Regions from separate parts of the Homo sapiens genome. Here region 1 is linked to region 2. Evidence: read pairs that join two places in POLR2A ChIA-PET (ENCODE). Cell type or tissue: Panc1. All regions are shown on one strand. Each heading gives the region's core, and the rest is flanking DNA. Links, peaks and the distances in the headings are about the cores only.

Evidence for each region. Peaks named below come from ENCODE experiments on the same cell type or tissue, not always from the same donor. Only the 100,000 strongest peaks of a DNase experiment are listed, where the experiment ranks them.
Region 1: POLR2A ChIA-PET joins it to region 2 with 16 read pairs; 2 of 35 experiments call an interaction of 5 or more read pairs at or near these places.

The regions. Positions count from the first base shown.
Region 1 is chr11:70,512,916-70,523,494 of GRCh38, reverse strand. The region is part of intron 17 of SHANK2 (SH3 and multiple ankyrin repeat domains 2); the gene reads left to right. Among named protein-coding and RNA genes, the nearest start is that of SHANK2-AS1, 110 kb to the left of the region's middle. RefSeq lists enhancers at 1-105, 4,774-5,275. In Panc1, for the core only: no CTCF peak of the experiment used is centred there; a DNase peak (open chromatin) is centred at 5,084; H3K27me3 peaks cover 204 bases.
Region 2 is chr11:70,295,056-70,305,634 of GRCh38, reverse strand. All of the region lies in intron 2 of PPFIA1 (PPFI scaffold protein A1), which reads right to left. LOC107984346 (a long non-coding RNA gene) reads left to right here. Exons shown (of 3, transcript XR_001748288.2): 2 at 4,470-4,558; 3 at 7,553-7,770. Among named protein-coding and RNA genes, the nearest start is that of MIR548K, 16 kb to the right of the region's middle. RefSeq lists an enhancer at 2,867-3,366. In Panc1, for the core only: no CTCF peak of the experiment used is centred there; no DNase peak of the experiment used is centred there.

The sequences.
Region 1 (10,579 bases), core at 799-8,798, 220 kb before region 2:
ACCCGTCCTCAGGCATTCTCATGGATAGACTGCCAGAACTGCTGCTCCCCTGCTGCAGATAGAGCTGATGAGGGCCAGAGCCCTGCTCTGAGGTCACAAACTCACCTGACAGTGGGGCAGCTGAGACTTGAACCCAGGCATTCCTACCCTGCTGTGTTTTACCACAGTCCCAAAGAGAACTGCTCAATAGTATTTATAGAGCACCTGCTGCTGTGAGGGCTGGGAATCTGTATTTGTAACCAGTCGCATTGAGGTGTGAGGCCAGCCTCCTCCTGGTGCTCTGGACAGAGAGGCCTCCCGGTGTGCACACAGCAGCCAGCTGGCCCGGGCAGATGCAGAAGCACACCCTGCTGTGCCACCCGCGTGCTTTGATGCTCGGGGAGGAGCAGGAGACAAGCAGCTGCCCCTCCACACCCACACCAGCATTGCAGGTGTGGGCCTGTGGGTTTCCTTGCACCCGCAAGCCCTCTGCCGGAGACCTCGTGGCACTGTGTGTAAACATTTTTCAAAGAGGGTGTGGATTGGAGCTGCGGGTCTGGAGGGAGGCCTCAGTGAAGGTAGCCTGCCCGCGGCCGCACGTTGCCGGGGCAACTGTGGCCGCTAAGAGAGGAGCTGTGGCATTTAGGGGCCCAAATGCCTGGCTGGCTTGGGGCGGCTTCCCTTCTGCACGAGTCTCAAATGATGCCGCCTGGTTGGAGGTGGGGGCAGTGCCCTTCTCTTCCTTCTTTCCTCTCCCCCTCTGATGGCTGCAATAACTGAGGGACTGGGACACGGTCCGAATGGATGCCAAGGACAGCCTTGAAAAAGCTTAGACAGTGTGAGCAGGTGGCCGGCCAGCCCGCGGAGCTGGAGCCGGGTAAGGGGCCTGGGCTTTCAAAGCCTGAGCCAGCAGGGACTCGGAGGCCCTGGGTAGGATGAGAGACGATAGAGGGGGTACCACCAGAGAGCTTTCTAGTCAAAGGAGGAAATAAGATCGGGGTTTGAATAAGCCATGGCTGGAGACAAGCTAAGAATTAATGAGAACCCTGCACGTGCAGAAGTGTGGCTGCCCTGGGAGGGCGCCCGTGCCTGGACAGCCATGCTGTGGCCACCCCTTTGGTACTTTCTTGTATCTTTTTCAAGAATAAATGAATTTTTAGAGGTTTGATTGGCAACGTCCAGCAAAAGAGGGACACTGCCAATCAATCAAATCTAGATAGAGGTTAAGCCGTGCATTCAGCCATGCACGCAGCAGGATAAGCCATCCTTAAAGAGGCAGAGACCAACAAGGACAGAGCAGAAACGGCGATGGCGGCTGCACAGCAAGTGGACTCAAAGGCCTCAGAAAGCTGGAGCGGGGCTGTGGTGGGGAAAGCTGGTACAGTCAGAATCACGTGGCGGAACTGCAAGAGGCTGTGGCCTCTGCCTAGGAGGTGGAGGTAGCCTGGGCTAAGGGCTGATGGGTAGTTTGGATAAGAAACCGTTAGAGCCAGCAACCCCACAGATGTGAACATAGCCCAAAGGTGCACTCGGAAAATTAGAACAAGGACTCACGTGGCTGTTTTCAGCTCTGTTTGGAGAGCAGAACACTAAGCACCAGACCCACCAGTAGGAGCCTGCAGTGTGTGCCGCGTAACAGCCTTGCAGCGAGGACATGTGGCTGCAGTCAGGTGCAGGGAGCGTCTCTGGGAGCTGCCGTGGCACCGTCTCCAGGGGGTGTTGTTACGTGGGAAAGGCAAGGCGAGAAGAATGTGACCAGCGTGCTGCTGTTTACCCAAGGAAGGTGGGGAGGGAATGTGCACACACACGTGCACACTCACCCACACACATGCTCACACTCACCCACACACATGCTCACGTGCACACACACATACACATACAGAAACACACAGGTATCTGCTCATTTCTCCTTTTTAATGGAAGGATAATCCACCAAAATAACTTGTTTTAATTTAGCATTGCCTCAAGGGGGAGAATACAAGAAGAGGAAGTAGAAGAGAGAGAGTAGCAGGTTCAATTTTGGAATTGAGTAAATATTTCACGTAATTGTAAAACAGTCAAAATTTCAAAAATCTCAAAATCCAAAACAAAATAATAGAAATGAACATAACTGCTAATTAAATTAATGGCATTAACAAATTATGTCAAGTGGCAATTTGCATGTCATTGCAAACTGGAAAGAAATCATAACCTCTTTTCGGTAATCCTGTTATGAGTAATGACATTGGTGGTGTTAGTCTGAAAGTAATGATAGATGGATAGATGATTAATAAATGATAGAGCAAATAGATCATGACCTTAATGGCAGTCATTAGGAACCTAGATTTTCAGCAAAGAGAAAGAGACACCAATATAAAAGAAAATAAGTAAAAACAGCATCATCCTAAATTTCTGTTGAAGCTATCAGTATAATCATGAAGAGGGTAGAATATTTTGTCACATCCAAAAGCAAGGAAGGTATTGAAGACACAAAGTCACATGTGATGGGCTCAGGAGCCAGTGTGAGGAAGGGCTGCTCATACAGCACAGTGGAGGATTCGAAAGCACGGCAAAAGGTAGCAGCCTAGAGCATCCTGTAGAACCGGAAAGGAAGGAAGTGGTCAAAAAACAAAAGGCTGGAGCAAATCCCAGGGAGCTCCCAGAGGCCAAGGAGCTCCCAAAGACCACGGCCGGGACAATTTGAGCTAGAAAATAAAGTCACATTTGGTTATCATTCAAAGTACAACATGAGTATTCATGGGTCCACACTGATAAATAAACAACTGAAAGATAAAGGGAGGAATAGACAAATCTTCCCTAACATGTGCAAAGATACTCTGTCCTCAAGGAGGTGGTGTGTAACTCCCCACCCCTTAGGTGTGGGCAGTATGCAGTGACTTGCTTTCGAGAGCACTGTGTGGAAAGTAGGGAAAGGAGAGTAACTTCACAGCGGGGGAGCCCAGTGAGCCCTCCCTTGGCCAGGCGAGCAGGGCCAGCACCAACAGCGAAAAGTCTTGGTGACAGTGTGTGCCCTCGATACTATGTGACAGGAATGGCTCTTTACCTCCTGAACACCCATATATACCTCAGTCTAATAATGAGGAAAAAAAATCTTAATTCAGGGGTAGAACAAAAGACCTGACCAGCAGCCAAAACTGTCAAGGTCAACAAAACAAAGTCTAAGAAACCATCCCAGCAGGCAGAGCCTAGAGCAGCAACTAAACGTAATGTGGTGCTCTGGACAGATCCTGGGACAGACAAGGGACGTCAGGTAAAAATTAGAGAAATCCGAATAAAATGTGGGCTTTAGTTAATGAAATATATCAATACTGGTTTATTAATTGTGACAAATGTCCCATACCAGTGTGAGATGCTAATAATAGGGGAAACAGTGTGGAGTGTATGGGAACTCCAGATACTGAGTTCACAATGTTTTTTGTAAATCTAAAACTATTCTAAAATAAAAGATTTGTTTAAAAACAAAGACTAGACCAGGCGTGGTGGCTTACGCCTGTCATCCCAACACTTTGGGAGGCTGAGGCAGGCAGATTGCTTGAGCCCAGGAGTTTGAGACCAGCCTGGGCAACATGGTGAGACCTTGCCTTTAAAAAAAAAAAAAAAAAAAAAAAAATTAGGCATGGTGGTGCATGCCTGTGGTCCTGGGTCCCAGCTACTTGGGAGGCCGAGATGAGAGAATCACTCGAGCCCAGGAGATCAAGGCTGCAGTGAGCTGAGATCATGCCACTGCACTCCAGCCCAGGTAACAGAATAAGACCCCGTTTCAATAAAATAAAATAAAAACAATAGTAATTGTAGTGGATTCAAACTTTTATCAGCTATGTTCTTATAAACATTCTTGAGTTCATAATGGCACTTTTTGTTTTTTTTTGAGACGGAGTTTCACTCTTGTTGCCCAGGCTGGAGTGCAATGGTGCGATCTCGGCTTATGGCAACCTCCGCCTCCTGGGTTCAAGCGATTCTCCTGCCTCAGCCTCCCGAGTAGCTGGGTTTACAGGCATGCACTACCACGTCGAGCTAATTTTATATTTTTAGTAGAGATAGGGTTTCTCCATGTTGGTCAGGCTGGTCTCGAACTCCTGACCTCAGATGGTCCACCTGCTTCCCAAAGTGCTGGGATTACAGGCGTGAGCCACCATGCCCCGCCCATAATGACACTTTTTAAAGAACTGGTCACTTGAAAGAAGTGACTCATTCACATGAAAACTGATGAAAGGCGAGTATCCGGCCCGTATCTGGGCCTTCTCACATACACTGTGCCTCAGAGTCATCCAAGTGTTGAAAAGGGAAAGTTTCTTCTTAAAAATTAGTGTGGCTGGGTGCAGTGCTCATGCCTATGATCCTAGCACTTTGGGAGGCCCAGGTGTATCACTTGAGCCCAGGAGTTCAAGACCAGCCTGGCCAACACAGGAAGACCCCATCTCTACAAAAAAATACAAAAATTAGCCCAGTGTGGTGGCACACACCTGTGGTTTCAGCTGCTCAAGAGGCTGAGGTGGGAGGATCGCTTGAGCCCAGGAGGTCAAGGCTGCAGTGAGCTAAGATCATGCCGCTGCACTCCAGCCTGGGTGACAGAGCAAGACCCTGTCTCAAGAAGTTAAAATAAAAATTATTCCAACTAGTAAGTGGAGAAGGAGCAACAGAAGTTGAACATCAGCGTTCTGCAGCTCCCAGGAGGTGAAGGATCTGGGCATGGCATTTACCAGTGGCTGCTAAAAACACTAAGTGGCAAGCTGACGGGGAGTGGGACAGGCTGAGGGTGCTTGACCCACCGGTGCTGTCTCGTCGCAGAAAGACCCAAGCAGCTGTGCCGGGGCTCCTGGCGTGGGTATGCCCGGCACCGCCTGCAAAGGGCTCCTGGATGCAATCCCGCCTCTGACCACCACTAATAGAAGCAATGCCGCAGGATGCAATTGACTCGGTTTCTTCAGCAAATGAACTGCAAAGGGATAAAAGAGGAATGGGGAAAGCCTAGAGATGTAAAAAGGCTTCAGAGACGTGCCAGCCAGATGTGACGTGTGCATCTTGCTCATGAGTCAAGTAAACCAGCTGTACACTCAGGGAGCCTGAGCCATGACGCGGTGCCTCATGATACCAGGAATGCAGTCGCTTTTTAGGCATGAGAATGGCATTGTGGTTTTTGGTTTTTGTTTTGTTTGAGACAGGTTCTCTGTTGCTCAGGCTGGAGTACAGTGGTGTGATCCCAGCTAACTGCAGCTAATCTCCCAGGCTCGAGCAATCCTCCCACTTCAGTTGTGTTTCTTCTTAATAAGAGTCTCTGTCTTTTCATAGAAAGCATGCTGAGCCATTTCCAGGGAACGCAGAGGGATATGATCGCCCCAGGGGCTGGGTGGGTGCTCTCGGAGCCAGCAGTGGCTGACGCTGGCTAAAGGGACAGCACTGGCTCAGGGTACTCATCTCTCTACTGTCATGTAACATTGGGCTTCTTCCATAATAAAAACTTGTAGAAATGAGCCTCTTTTTAATTAGTAGACTTTATATTTTGAGGAGTTTATGGGGAAAAATGAGTGAAAAGTACCGACTTGCCACATACCCCCTTATATCTCTCCCTGTTTTCCCTATTTTTCAATTGGCTTGTCAATTGTAGCAAATGTCCCACACAGTTGAGAAGCCAATATTGATACACCATTATTAACTAAAGCCCGTAGTCTACATGAGGGTTCACTCTTGGTGTACATTCTGTGGGTTTTGCCAAATGTATAATATCCTGTACCTACCATTATAGTATCAAACAGAACAGCCTCACTGCCTCAAAAATTCTCTGTGCTTCTGTTCCACCTTCCTTCCCTCCCCCTGAGCCCTTGGCAACCACTGATCTTTTTACCTTCTCCATAGTTTGCCTTTTCTAGAATGTCATGTAGTTGGAATCATACAGTGTGCAGCCTTTTCAGATTGGCTTCTTTCACTTAGCAACATGCTTGTAAGCTTCCTGCAGGCCTTCCCATGGCTTGGTAGCTCATTTCTTTTTAGTGCTAACTAATATTCCGTTTTCTAGATGGACCAGTGTGTTTGTCCACTCACCTCTCAAAAGACATCTGGGTTGCTTCCAAGTTTGGCAATTATTAATAAAGCTGCTCTAAACCTCGGCATACAGGTTTTTGTATGAACCTGTTCTCAACTCATTTGGGTAAATACAAAGGAGCACAATTGCTGGATCATAGGGTAAAAGTGTGTTGTTTTGTAAGAAACTGCCAAACTGTCTTCCAAAGTGCCTGTGTTATTTTGGGTTCCCACCAGCAACGATAAGCATTCCGGTTGCTGCACATCCTCGCCGGCATTTGCTGTTGTCGGTGTTTGAGATTCTGGCCATTCCATAGGTGTGTAGTGGTGTCTCACTGTTGGCTTGATTTGCTAATTCCACATGATGTGGAGCATTTATTTGCCATCTGTGTATCTTCTTTGGTGAGTTGTCTATTCAGATATTTTGCCCTTTTTTTCACTCTGTTGCCCAGGCTGGAGTGCAGTGGCACCATCTGGACTCACAGCAACCTCCACCTCCCAGGTTCAAGCGATTCTCCTGCCTCAGCCTCCCAAGTAGCTGGGATTACAGATGTGTGCCACCATGCCCGGCTGATTTTTGTACTTTTATAAGAGACGGGGTTTCACCATGTTGGCCAGGCTGGTCTTGAACTCCTGACCTCACTCAGGTGATCCACCCGACTCGGCCCCCCAAAGTGCTGGGATTACAAGCATGAGCCACCATGCCCAGCCCCATTTTTATATTCAGTTGTTTTCTTACTGTTGAGATGTAAGAGTTCTTTCTTTTTGTATTTCAAATACCAGTCCTTTATCTGATAAGTGTTTGTTTTGCAAAGATTTTCCCCCAGTCTGTGGTTTATCTTTTTATTCTCTTCAGAGTGCATTTTGCAGAGTTAATTTAAGGAAGTCCAACATCAATTTTGACTTTTATAGATTATGCTTTTGGTGTTGTATCTAAGAAATCATCACCAAACTCAAGGTCATCTAGATCTTCTCTTATCTTCTAGAAGTGTCATAGTTTTGCTTTTTACATTTAAGTCCGTGATCCACTGGGGGTTAATTTTTGTGAAAGATTTCAGGTCTGTCTCTACATTCATTTTTGCATGTGGATGTCCAGCATGGCTTGTTGAAAAGACTGTCCTTTCTCCATGGAACTGCCTTTGCTCCTTTGTCAAAGATCAGTTGACTCTATTTGTGTGGGTCTATTTCTGGGCTTTCTATTCTGATCATTGGTCTATTTGTCTGTTCTTTCACCAGTACCCCGCTGCCTTGATTACTGTAGCTGTATAGTAACTCTTGAAGTTGGGGAGTGTCAGCCCTGTGACTTTGTCCTCCTTCGATATTGTGTTGGCTATTTTGGGCCTCTTAGCTTTCCATATAAACTTTAGGATCCATTTGTCAGTATTCACAAAATAATTGGCTGTGATCGAACTTAGTCTTTTAGGAGCTACTCTGAAATATGAGCTGCCTTCCAAGGAACATCAGACATTTGATGAACTAATATGAAATACGGCCCAAAACAAACACACTGAAAACAACTGAAGAAACCAGTATGCAGGAAGAGTAAGATTAAGAAATGTATTATTAATATGCTCAGTGAGATCAAAGAAAAAAAAAGTAAAATGTTCTTTCTGAAATGATCAGAGAACAAAATAAGAGTTCCTGAAAATTAAAAATATTATATAGCAGGTATAAAAAAAATTTTTTTGAGACAGGTCTCGCTCTGTTGCCCAGGCTGGAGTGCAGTGGTGTGATCAGGACTTGCTGCAGCCTCAGCCTCAAGGGATCCTCCCACCTCAGCCTCCTGAATAGCTGGAACCACAGCCACGTGCTGCCATACTTGGCTAACTTTTAAATGTTTTTTTTTTTTTTTTTTTTTTTCAAGGAACGAGGTCTCACTATGCTGCCCAGCAGGTCTCAAACTCCTGGCTTCAAGCAATCGTCCCACCCCAGCTTCCCAGAGTGCTGGGATTATAGACATGAGCCACCGCTCCGGGCTGGCATTAAAAATTTGAAAGATAGATTGAAAGATAAACTTGAAAAGAATTTCTCAGAAAAGAAAAAGATATGGCCTTCGAAGAAGATAATAAAATTAGAAGGTCAGTCCAGACGGTCTACTGTGTATAAAATAAGGATACCTCAAAGAGAAAATAAAAGAAATATTTAAAAAGTCATTGAATGGCCAGGCGCAGTGGTTCATGCCTGTAGTCCCAGCACTTTGGGAGGCCAAGGTGGGCAGATCACTTGAACCCAGGAGTTCAAGACCAGCCTGGGCAACATGGTGAAACCACATTTCTACACAGAATACAAAATCATTAGGCATAGTGACATGCATCTGTGGTCTCAGCTACTTGGGAGGCTGAGGTGGGAGAATCACCTGAGCCTGGGAAGTCAAAGCTGCAGTGAGTCACGATCACACCACTGCACTCCAGCCTGGGCGACAGAGCAAGACCCTGTGTCAAAAATTTATTTTGTCTGATATTAACAGCCATTCTGCCCAGGAACTGTCTTTTCTCATTTATTAACTCTCAGCCTCTCAGTGTCTTTGTATTGAAAGTGTACGGACAGCATAATTAGGTCTTCTTTTTAAACCATTTTATAAGGCCTGATGTTTAGTTGGAGTTTTATTCTATTTAACATTTAATAGAATTGTTCATGTGGTTCCATCTAGGTTTACAAGTTTGTCTTCTGTTTATCTCCTCAGTTTTTATTTTTCCCTTTTTCTGCCTTATTTTAGATTATTTAACTATTCTTAGAACCTTATTTTAATTTTTCCATTGGCGTTACACTGTAGCTCTTCACATTCTTTTAGCAGTGGATCAAGGATTACAGTATACATTCTTAGCTTTCCATAGTCTACTTAGAGTTCAAATTGTACACTCCATGTAAAATATAAAAACCCAGCAACCATATAGATGCATCTTCTTCACTCCTGCCTCACTTTATTCTATAATTGTCATGTGTGTTACATCTACACACTTGTAAACCCCAAAATCAGTATTATTTTTGCCTAAAACAGTGATATCTGCTTTTAAAATTAAGAGGGAGAATCATCTTTTATTTTGTATCCAGGTGTTCACCATTTGTGGCACCCTTTGTGCCATCCATAGATCCAGTCCCGCTTCACTTCAGCTTGAAGAACGTTCTTTAGTGCAGGCTTTCTGGCAACAAATAACCTGGTTTTCATTTTTTTATAAAGGTCTTTATTTTGCCTGTATTCTTTAAAGAATTTTCACCAGAAATGGAATTCTAGTTGTGTTTTTTTTACTTTCACCTGTTAAAGATGTTGTTCCGCCGTCTTCTACAAGAGGTTCTTCTCCATGGTTTCTGATGCAAAGTCTGCAATCATTCAGTCATTTTTATTTAGAGTGTGAATAATGTAAATAATTTCTCTGGCTGCTTTAAGATTCTCACCTTGTCTTTGGCTTTGAGCAGAATTGACTATAATGTCCCTATATAATTTTTTAAATACTTATCTTTTTGGGGATTCACAGGCTTCTTGAATCTATAAATTTATGTCCTTCACCTAATTGGGGAATTCCTTGGGTACCATTTTTTCAAGTATTTTTTATGACTCATTTTCTCTGTCTTCTTTGACTCTAATTTTCCCCCCTTCTGAGACTCTCGTTCACGTTATGTTAGACCTTTTGATCCTTAATACTCTCTGTTCTACTTTTTAAAATCTTTTTTTCTCTCTTCTTTGGATTGGATATGTTCTCTTGGCATGTCTTCAAATTCACTAATAATTAGCTCTGTCATATCCATGCTGATGTTAAGCCCAGCTGATGCATTTCTAACAATTCCATATAATTCTTTTTAAAATTTCCTTGGGATTTCCTGTCTTTTATTCATTATAAGCCTATTTTCCTTTACCTAGTTGGGTATTGTTACAGTAGCTGTTTTTTAAAGTCCTTCTCTGATAATTCCAACATCTGGGTCATCTCTGGGTTTGCTAAATAAGTTTGAGTTGTATCCCAAATTTCGTGAATGTTATGCTTTGGCAACTCTGGATTATATTACATTCCTTTGATGGGTGTTAATGTTTTTGTTTTAGCTGATAATGAGTTTGGTTAAACTCAAATTGCAACCTTTGTCTGCCCTGCAGTGGCAGCAGCTCAAATTTCAGCCTTATCATAGCAAGCCTATTTGAGTCTTCCTTACACACACAGCTCAGCTCAGACATCAACCAAAGACCTATGAGAAGTTTACACACAGAATATGAAACTACCCTTCTCTGGCTCTCTCTTTTCTGGAGTTCTCCCCTCACTTTGGCTGCTATGGCCACTGTGGGCTGTATCCTCTGATTTCTATCAGAACTGCAGGTTTGTGCAGGATCTGGATTTAAAAAAAAAAAACAAAAAACTGCAGGTGACTCATACCATAATGCATCCATTGCACAAAGCTTCTAATTTTCAACTCTCATCTAAAATCTGCCTGTCTTTGTTCACTCTTCAGAACCTTCAGAGAATTTATTTGTTGGTTTGGGGGTGGGGATTGTACTCTGTCTAGATTTTATAGCTATTACCTGCAGAAGAGTTAGTTAGTCTTAGGAATTTACTTTACCTTATTCCCCAACCTCAAATTTTATACCCAGCCAAACTAC
Region 2 (10,579 bases), core at 798-8,797:
ACTTTGGGAGCTGAGGCAGGCAGACTGCTTGACCTCAGGAGTTCGAGACCAGCCCAGGCAGCAGGGTGAAAACCCATCTCTACAAAAATTAAAAAAATAGCCAGGCGTGGTGGTGTGCCTCTGCAGTCCCAGTTACTTAGGAGGCTGTGGTGAGAGGATCGCTTAAGCCCAGGAGGTCGAGGCTGCAGGAGCCGTGATCATGCCATTGCACTCCAGCTTGGCCAGAGTGAGACCTTGTCTCAAAAAAAAAGAAGTAAAATAAACAGATGAGTCGGTGGGTTGGTAGGTCAAACTGTTTACTCTAGTTGCATGCTAAGTTACTGTATCTAACAAGCCAATTTCCCACCTAGAGTTCTATCACATGCATTTCAAACATTTCCAAGAAATTCTGAACCTATGTTTTCTCCCCTTTTTTTGCTGTGGCAACTGTCACTCAGCTTTTGGTGAGCCATTTGGGCATCAATTGACACGACCATTTGGTGGCACTGCCACATCCTTGCCTTGGAGAAACAAAGAGTCTGCTCTGCCTGCGGGACACTAGGCCACTGGCTGCCACTCTGTCACTCACAAACTGCCACCATGCTCTGGAACACGGTGGTCATGCCTGGTGATGCTGGCAGTGATGGGACAATCAAAACATGAAGTAAATATATGCAGGTGACAGGAGGGGTGCCAGTGTCTCAGGCACCTTGAACTTGAGAAGGGCAGGGCACTTGATTAACATCCCCACTTCTCTAGTAAAATGAGGGGGTGCTGACCTCCCTGGCTAATGAGGATAGGAAAAATCAAAGTGTTTTCCCTACTTCCACACACACCACCACTGCTGACACCAGATGTCGGGGGTGTAAAGCAATTCTGCCGCTGTGTGCCTCTAATTCCATGCAGTTCTGCAGCTGTGTGCCTCTAATTCCATGCAATTCTGCACTGTCCAGCTGGAGAGTGTATCAATCCCACAGGGTAAGGCTCAGTCCCACAAGACCACTCCCCCAGTCCTTTGCAGGTGCCAAGTACAAGTCCCAGGTTGTGACCTGTGCTTCTGACCAACCAGCTATGAATCAGGGTTCCCATGATACCCTTCTCGGGTTCAATTAAATTTGCTGCAGCAGCTCACAGAACTCAGAGGAGCACTTTACTTACATTTACCCATGTATTATAAAGGATATCACAGGCTGAGCATGTTGGCTCACATCTGTAATCCCAGCACTTTGGGAGGCTAAGACGGGAGGGCTGCTTAAGGCCAGGAATTTGAGACCAGCCTGGGCAACATAGTGAGATCCCATCTCTAATTTTTTTTTTTTTAAAGGCTATCACAAAGGACCCAGGTGAACAGCAGAAGGAGAGATGCACAGGGCAAAGTATGTGGGAAGGGGTGCAGAGCTTCCATGCCCTCTGAGGGCACTACCCTCCAGAAACTGCTACATGTTCAGGAACCCAGAGCCCCCAGAATCCTATCCTTTTAGGGTTTTAGGCTTTGTTACATAGGCATGACTGATTAACATCATTGGCCACTGGATAACCCAACCTTCAAACAGAAGCTAGGGCATGGAGCTCAAAGTCCTAACCCTCTAATCCTGCCTAGGTCTTTCCAGTGACCACTCCTTTTTTCTTTTTTTTTTGTCTTTTCTTTTTTTGAGACGAAGTCTCGCTATCTCCCAGGCTGGAGTGCAGTGGCGCGATCTCAGCTCACCGCAACCTCCGCCTCCTGGGTTCAAGTGATTCTCCTGCCTCAGCCTCCGGAGTAGCTGGGATTACAGGCACACACCACCACGCCTGGCTAATTTTTGTATTTTTAGTAGAGACGGGGTTTCACCATGTTGGCCAGGCTGCTCCTGAACTCCTGACCTCAAGTGATCCGCCTGCCTCAGCCTCCCAGAGTGCTGGGATTATAGGCATGAGCCACCGTGCCAGGCCTCCAGTTACCAGTCCTTACCTTGAGGCTACCTAGGGGGTAGCCAGTCACCAGTCACCTGATCAGCACATAAGGACACTCTCAGTACTCCAGAGAGTCCAGGAGCTTGAGAAGCTCTGTGCCAGGGGCCAGGGCACAGACCAAATGTACATCTCTTCTTATGCTACAATATCACACTTGGCACCGCTCAGGAATGGCTTTAGAGTTCACAGGTAAGCAATTCTCCAGAAAAACCTTAGGGTATGCACAAGCTTTCCCTGATTTCATAACAATTGTAGTTAGCATTTTTCAGGCTCATATTAGCAAGGAAAGCCACAAGCAGCTTTTACATGTAATTAAACAATCTGCCAAACTTTTTCCGTGACATTTATTAAATTGGAAATGTCCCAGATGTGTGTGAGTAAGCATTCTGAGACCGCTTTCCAAGACTTGTCAAGGTTCTGCAGACAGGACTCGGTATATTCTGCTAGACCAAGTGCTACCGAAGAGCAGCACTCGAACACGCGGTAGGGCTGCCCGACACTGCGTCAGACCGGGGTCTAGAACCACAGTGCAATGCTGAAAGAATGCAAGGTACGCCAACTGAGAACGCTGGCCAGTGTTTTAACAGACATGGGAGACCACAACTGAAAACTCAAGCCTCAGCATACGCAAGACCAAGGAAAACTGGGCTGCCACTTTCCTTTCAGCCTGTGACATGGTCTTAGAGATGTCAGGTCAAAATTGGGAAGTTTGCTAATTTAATAAACAGGTATCTCAGAGGAATCAAAGGTCTACGTATAAAGCTGTAACTGAAAGACGCCTTATTAGGGATTTCTTCCTGTGGTGTGGTGGCACAAATGTAGTCCCAGCTACTTGGGACACCGAGGCAGGAGGATTGCTTGAGCCCAGGAGTTCAAGATCAGCCTGGGCAACATACTGGGATCACATGTCTTTAAAAAAAAAAAAAAAAAAAATGGTGTTGAGAGTATCTACGGCTACATTTACATTTACATTCCTGATATTCTGCTGATGAGTCAAGAAAACACAACACTCTAGTGTTCGAGACCATACAGCTAAGGCTGAATGTATAAATATAAATGGACTTGTTAAAGCTTTTGATTCTGTCTCATGCAGTTTTCTTAACAAGCATGACATTGCCTACCAGAAAACGACATAACTGACTGGCAGAAATGATAAAAAGAAAGGGTTTATTGTCAACCAAGGAAGCGTCTCAAGTGCCCTGTCTCCAGCTCACAGCTCTGTTGCCGCAGTGTGCTCCCTCTGCCCGCCCAGACTCCACTGCCCATCTCCATCCTCCCACGAGGCTCTCAGAGAATGCACTCCAGCCCTGGATAGCCACCTTCCTGTGAGCTCACAGCCCTCCATGCCTTTCCTGTTTCCTGGTCAGCCACCCTTCTCCCACTGCTCCCTGGGGAAGCATCCCCTCTAAGGACCAGTGTGGCTGCCCCACCCTACGAAGCTGCTGGCTGCTCCCTCCTCCAATCGAGCCTCTCTTCCCACTGCTGCCATCCCCACGATCCCCTTGATGCTGAATGGGACCTCACAACCCTCAGTTCAACCATTCCCCCTCCTCTGGGAAGGCTCTTCTGGCCCCTGAGGGCAACCTGGCCAGCTCCTTTCCTGTGCTATGCTGGATTCTGTCTACTGTGCCACTGCACAGCCACCGCTTCACTGCACTTTCGTGAGTCCACTTAGACTCCATGCTTCCCAGCTGAAAGGCTGTGCCCATCACTGTTAAAACCCCAAGCCACAACAAGGAACCGAGCAAAGCAGCCATGTTCACACGGTCACTGCATATGGAATTAACTGAGTAATACTGACAGCTCACATTACTGCACGGTGGTCCCGTGAAACATTCATGTGCTGCGTACTGCGTCTGGCAAAGCAGTCTGACGAGAGCTCTATGAATGGTTTCACCCTCTACTTTAACAAGAAGGCATCTCAAAATGAGCCAAAGATTCAGATACACAACTGTAAACGAAGGTCCTTTATTAAGAATTTCCTCTCTGTGGTTCTATTAAGCTTACTAAATAGACATATAAGCTTAAGAACAAGTACCCCTATTAATTCAAGCACTTTCCTGAACAAAAAAATATTTCTAAGGTGCTATATGCTAGGTACTCAAAAGATGTAAACTGCAATAACTATATTTGTCTAATGCCTTATGATTTTCAAAATACTTTCATATATTTTATCACATTTTACTCTCAGCAACCCAGTAAGGCACTCATAATTACCTTATTTTACAAATTAGAATACAGACCCAGGCAGATTAGAGAGGTACAAAGGTCACTCAGCTAGTAAGTGGCTTGGGACTCGCAGCCCAATGCAGATGTTATCTTCAGGGGAAGATACCATGGTGAGGACCAAAACCAAGTGCGCAGGGAAGCTGAGTTCTCTCCATCTTCCCTGTGTTGGGGGCTGTGTTGAGTGGTTTGCAGAGACATGCCTCACATCAAATGAATGTCTACTTTGTGCAGGCTAGCATGGTAGATACTTTATGTTAGTTCTCATCAAGTCTACTTATTGGGTAATAAGTAGTATCTCTATTTTACAGATTTTATAGATGGCAAAACAGTCTTAGAGGTGAACTATCTTGGCCAAGATCAGAAAATTGGTACGCAGAGGACCCAAAACTTCTAACAGGTATGTAGGCGAGAGGGAACAAGGAGTGACTGGGCAGAAAACAACAGACTGCCATTGCAGCAGTTAGTAAAAATGAAGGGCCTGTTTACACAGTAAACCCATGACCTTAAATGGAGAGAATCATGCTGGCCTCACCTCCCAGGGTATCTTTTGGTGGTTTCTTTTGCCCCCTCATGGCTTATCTTGATCCTAATATTTCATCTGTGTTTTTCTTAAAGCCGGTAGCATTTTAAAAGTTGGAGTAGGCCGGGCGCGGTGGCTCATGCCTGTAATCCCAGCACTTTGGGAGGCCAAGGCGGGCGGATCACAAGATCAGGAGATCGAGACCATCCTGGCCAACATGGTGAAACCCTGTCTCTACTAAAAATACATAAAATTAGCTGGGCGTGGTGGCGGGCGCCTGTAGTCCCAGCTACTTGGGAGGCTGAGGCAGGAGAATGGCATGAAACCAGGAGGGGAGCTGGCAGAGGGCCGAGATCACGCCACTGCACTCCAGCCTGGGCGACAGAGCGAGACTCCATCTCAAAAAAAAAAAAAAAAATTAGGTGGGCATGGTGGCACATGCTTATAGTCCCAGATACTGAGAGGCTGAGGCAGGAGAAGTGCTTGAACCCAGGAGACGGAGGCTGCAGTGAGCCCAGATCGGGCCACTGTACTCCAGCCTGCATGATGGAGAAAGACTCCGTCTCAAAATAAATAAATAAAAATTAAAAAAATAAAAGCTTGAGTAAACATAAAAGGAATAAATAGTAAAATCAGCCCCAAGCCCCTGAATCCCAGTAGGAACTGGCGGAGAAAAAGCACCTATGAGGAGTGAGAAGAAACCATGCAGGCTTGACTTTGGCTTTGAGGGGCGCATGGTAATGAAGAGGAGTCTGCGGGACATCTCAGGAGAAGGGAGTCCAGGCCTATGGGAAGGGGCAGAGGGCATGGCTGGCAGTGATGGAGGGAGATCTGTGGGGCGGGTGGAAGGGGCAGAGGGCATGGCTGGCACTGATGGAGGGAGATCTGTGGGGCGGGTGGAAGGGGCAGAGGGCATGGCTGGCACTGATGGAGGGAGATCTGTGGGGTAGGTGGAGGGAGCCAAAACACGGAGTCGGTAGCCGGGCTAAGCAAGTCGAGATTCTGTTCCTGCGCCTAGACAGACACTGAACAAACCCTCCCAAAGCGATGGCTGAGGTTAGGCTGGTGGCTGTGGCAAGTGTGCTGGGTGGACTCCAAAGGGAGAGTGCAGAAGCACAGCCTGGACCACAGGCACCGAGGTCCCGGCTCTGAGACGAGAACATCAAAGGCGAGTGTGTATCAGGGGGATCAGGAAAGAAACCCCTGACAGAGCCTCTGAGTGGCAGCAGGGGAGCAGAGGGGCCAAGAGCGAAGCTTGGATGAGAGGCAGAGGGCAATGCTGACTTGGAAGGGAAGGAGAGCACAGTTCTGGCAGGAGAGACAGCAGGACACCCAATGGACACGTCTGAAACAATCACAAAACACAGGGCTGAGGTCCCCGGAGCATCCAGAAGGGAAGAAGACCCCACGATAAAGGCTGCTGGAGGGGCCGAGGAGAGGGTTTGTTCAGATGAAAGTAACTGTCCGAGAACAGTATCTTTGTGGATAGCAAGTGCTACCTTTCCCTTGATTCTTTTCACAGGGGTTTACCTAACATGAAAAGAAATCCCTAATGCCTGCCAGTGTTGAGTAGTAAACAGAGAGATGTCAGCAGAAGCACGGTATTAACATTTTATCCTATGGTGTCTGACCCCTGTAAGAAAAAGAAAACCATTTTATTCTAAAGCTGCAGCTAACAAAAGGCCTACCCAGAACCTGTTTCTTTCTTTTCTTTTGAGACGGAGACTCACTCTGTTGCCCAGGCTGGAGTGCAGTGGTGCAATCTTGGCTCACTGCAGCCTCAACCTACCAGGCTCAAGTGATCCTCTTGTCTCAGCCTCCCAAATAGCTGGAACTACAGGTGTGCACCACCACGCTTGGCTAATTTTTGTGTTTTTAGTAGAGACGGGGTTTTGCCATGTTGCCCAGGCTGGTCTCAAACTCCTGAGCTCAAGTGATCCGCCTGCCTCAGCCTCCCAAAGTGCTGGGATTACAGGTGTGAGCCACTGTGCCCGGCCCAGAACATGTTCCTTTAAATAAAAAGGCATGGTAAAATTGTTCAATGATGACAGAATAACTGTATCTAGACACTTACCCTCTAAATTACTGACAGTTTAAAAAGTGACTGTAACTTACTATGGTAAGTGTCCGTATCTCTTTATGCAGTATCACTGTAAACTTCTAAGAGAATCGTAAAGATGAATGTAACAGCAATCCCCATAGTGAGTCACAGCACAGGAGAACCAGCACTCTAAGGTGGGGAGGCAGGGAAGCTCTTCCCCGAGCCCAGGGAAGCCCTCTGAGCAGCAGCTGATGTTTTCAGGCCAGCACCGTGGGACAGATCAGCCTGGAAGTCTTTTAATGAACAGGTTCTGGGATGAACACTTCTAGGTACACTCTAGAAAATGTCACTTCCTGGCAGCACCTGGGCCTTTTAATAACAACCATTTATAGTAAAAATAGTTTGGGGAACACAAAAAAGAAAGTGCCAGGCATTCATGGGTTTGTGAAAAGCACCCAGACCCTATCTACAGGAATGTGCTTTTAAGCAGTCTCCTAATTCATCATCAAACTGTTTCAGGAACAAGTATTTCTATGGTTTGCACAAGAAAACAACCTTGGAATGTAGATTCTTTCCGATGTAAAACCTTTATTCTACCCACCCACTACTGCCTCCTGCATAGGCCTTCTACCACTCAGCTCAGCACCCCACTACACACAACCAAAAAGGCAATATTTCTTGTTTATGAACCTTTCTCCTTGAAATGGAATAATCAGGAACAGGAATAAAAGTAACATGGGCAGTGATATAACAGAAAAGTTGACGGAAGGAAGGAAACCCAAACATCTGATTTGGATTTTCATTCAATATGTGTTCTTTTTTCTTTCTAGAGGAAAGTCAGAGCAGAGAGGAGAGAATCACATGGCATTTTTTCCTGATAATTCTAGAGGGAAGGAGCATTACCACCACCATGTAAGCGAATGCGAAACTGCTCTCTTCAGATCTCGAGGCACAGCTGTCAAGGGTTTTATCATGCTGTTGCCATTTGTCAGGCATGCTGGCCACCCAGCATCTGAGCCTCTTCCTATGGATGGGAAATGGTCCACTCTTGAGGAAAAGCAAGTGGCCCAGACGAGGGGCTGAAAGCACCAGAAACTTGCTCTCCCAGCCTCTCCTGCATCTGCTGGTGACAACCTCGGAGCACAGACATTACGGGGAAATGGGGCCCGGCTAGCAGGGCCTGGCTAACCAGTGTCCTCCAAACCTGGTTCTCCACCTTCCCAGAGACACTGTGACCCAGTCAGAATCCTTACAATAATTTTTCTGTGCAGATCACACAGGTAGTGTGTAACAAGCCCTTTGACTTAGCAGGCTTATTTTACCCATTACTCATATTTTGAATATGAGTAATTTTGAATTTCATCCATTCTTCTCACACATGAATGCACCCTTCAGACAATACACCCACTGTGGACACACTGAGTACAAGGAGAGACTGTTACTGTGGACACCATATGTTTCCATATTGTTTACATCTTTTTTCATTTTTTCTTTTTTTTTCATTTTAGAGACAAGTCTTGCTGTCACCCAGGCTGGAGTACAGTGGTATGATCATAGCTCACTGCAGTCTTAACCTGCTAGGTTCAGGCGATCCGCTCGCCTCAGCCTCCTGAGTAGCTGGGACTACAAGCACGCACCACCACGCCCAAATAACTTTTTGATTTTTTGTAAAAGTAGGGTCCTGCTATGTTGCTCAGGCTGGTCTCGAACTCCTGGCCTCAAGTGATCCTTCCACCTCAGCCTCCCAAAGTGCTGGGAGCCTGAAGCGTGAGCCACCGTGCCCGGCCTCTCTGGTTTTGTTTTCTATTGATCACAATTAACTTTGGGAATTACAGGGAAAAGCATTCTTTGCCAAAACCAAACTTCTTTAGCCCATTCAATAATGACTATCAGAAGAATGACTAACATTTATTGAATGCTTATTAAATACCAGGCTCTCTTCTGAGAGCGTCATGAATTAACTATCTTCACCACGAGTCTGTGAGGCACGTCTCACAGTGAGCAGCGGAGAGCTAAGGGGACAGCGCAGACCCAGAGGCCATGCTCTTACACACAACCTCAATATCACACCACATTAACAAGCAATCCTCTCCATAAGCAAAGAAACAAATGTGATAAAGAAAATTCTCCTCTCCCTCTCCCTCCCTCCCCCTCCCTCCCTCCCTCTCTCCCTCTCCCTCTCCCTCCTCTCCCTCTCCCCATGGTCTCCCGCTCCCCACGGTCTCCCTCTCCCTCTCTTTCCACGGTCTCCCTCTGATGCTGAGCCGAAGCTGGACTGTACTGCTGCCATCTCGGCTCACTGCAACCTCCCTGCCTGATTCTCCTGCCTCAGCCTGCCGAGTGCCTGCGATTGCAGGCGCGCACCGCCACGCCTGACTGGTTTTCGTATTTTTTTGGTGGAGACGGGGTTTCGCTGTGTTGGCCGGGCTGGCCTCCAGCTCCTAACCGCGAGTGGTCCGCCAGCCTCGGCCTCCAGAGGTGCTGGGATTGCAGACAGTGTCTGGTTCACTCAGTGCTCAATGGTGCCCAGGCTGGAGTGCAGTGGCGTGATCTCGGCTCGCTACAACCTCCACCTCCCAGCTGCCTGCCTTGGCCTCCCAAAGTGCCCAGAGTGCAGCCTCTGCCCGGCCGCCACCCCGTCTAGGAAGTGAGGAGCGTCTCTGCCTGGCCGCCCATCGTCTGGGATGTTAGGAGCCCCTCTGCCTGGCTGCCGAGTCTGGAAAGTGAGGAGCGTCTCTGCCTGGCCGCCATCCCATCTAGGAAGTGAGGAGCACCTCTTCCCGGCTGCCATCCCATCTAGGAAGTGAGGAGCGTCTCTGCCCAGCCGCCCATCGTCTGAGATGTGGGGAGTGCCTTTGCCCCGACGCCCCGTCTGGGATGTGAGGAGCGCCTCTGCCCGGTCGCGACCCCGTCTGGGAGGTGAGGAGCGTCTCTGCCCAGCCGCCCCATCTGAGAAGGGAGGAGACCCTCCGCCTGGCAACCGCCCCGTCTGAGAAGTGAGGAGACCCTCCGCCCGGCAGCCGCCCCGTCTGAGAAGTGAGGAGCCCCTCCGCCCAGCAGCCACCCCGTCTGGGAAGTGAGGAGCGTCTCCGCCCAGCAGCCGCCCCGTCCAGGAGGGAGGTGGGGGTCAGCCCGCCAGGCCAGCCGTCCCGTCTGGGAGGGAGGTGGGGGGGTCAGCCCCCTGCCCGGCCAGCCGCCCCGTCCGGGAGGGAGGTGGGGGGGGTCAGCCCCCGGCCCGGCCAGCCGCCCCGTCCGGGAGGTGAGGGGCACCTCTGCCCGGCCGCCCCTACTGGGAAGTGAGGAGCCCCTCTGCCCAGCCAGCCGCTCCATCCGGGAGGGAGGTGGGGGGGTCAGCCCCCCGCCCGGCCAGCCGCCCCGTCCGGGAGGGAGGTGGGGGGGGTCAGCCCCCCCACCCGGCCAGCCGCCCCGTCCAGGAGGTGAGGGGCGCCTCTGCCCGGCTGCCCCTACTGGGAAGTGAGGAGCCCCTGTGCCCGGCCAGCCACCTCATCCGGGAGGGAGATGGGGGGGTCAGCCCCCCGCCCGGCCAGCCGCCCCATCCGGGAGGGAGGTGGGGGGGGTCAGCCCCCCGCCCAGCCAGCCGCCCCATCCGGGAGGGAGGTGGGGGGGTCAGCCCCTCGCCCGGCCAGCCACCCCGTCCGGGAGGGAGGTGGGGGGGTCAGCCCCTCGCCCGGCCAGCCACCCCGTCCGGGAGGGAGGTGGGGGGGTCAGCCCCCCGCCCGGCCAGCCGCCCCACCCAGGAGGTGAGGAGCGCCTCTGCCCGGCCGCCCCTACTGGGAAGTAAGGAGCCCCTCTGCCCGGCCACCACCCCGTCTGGGAGGTGTACCCAACAGCTCATT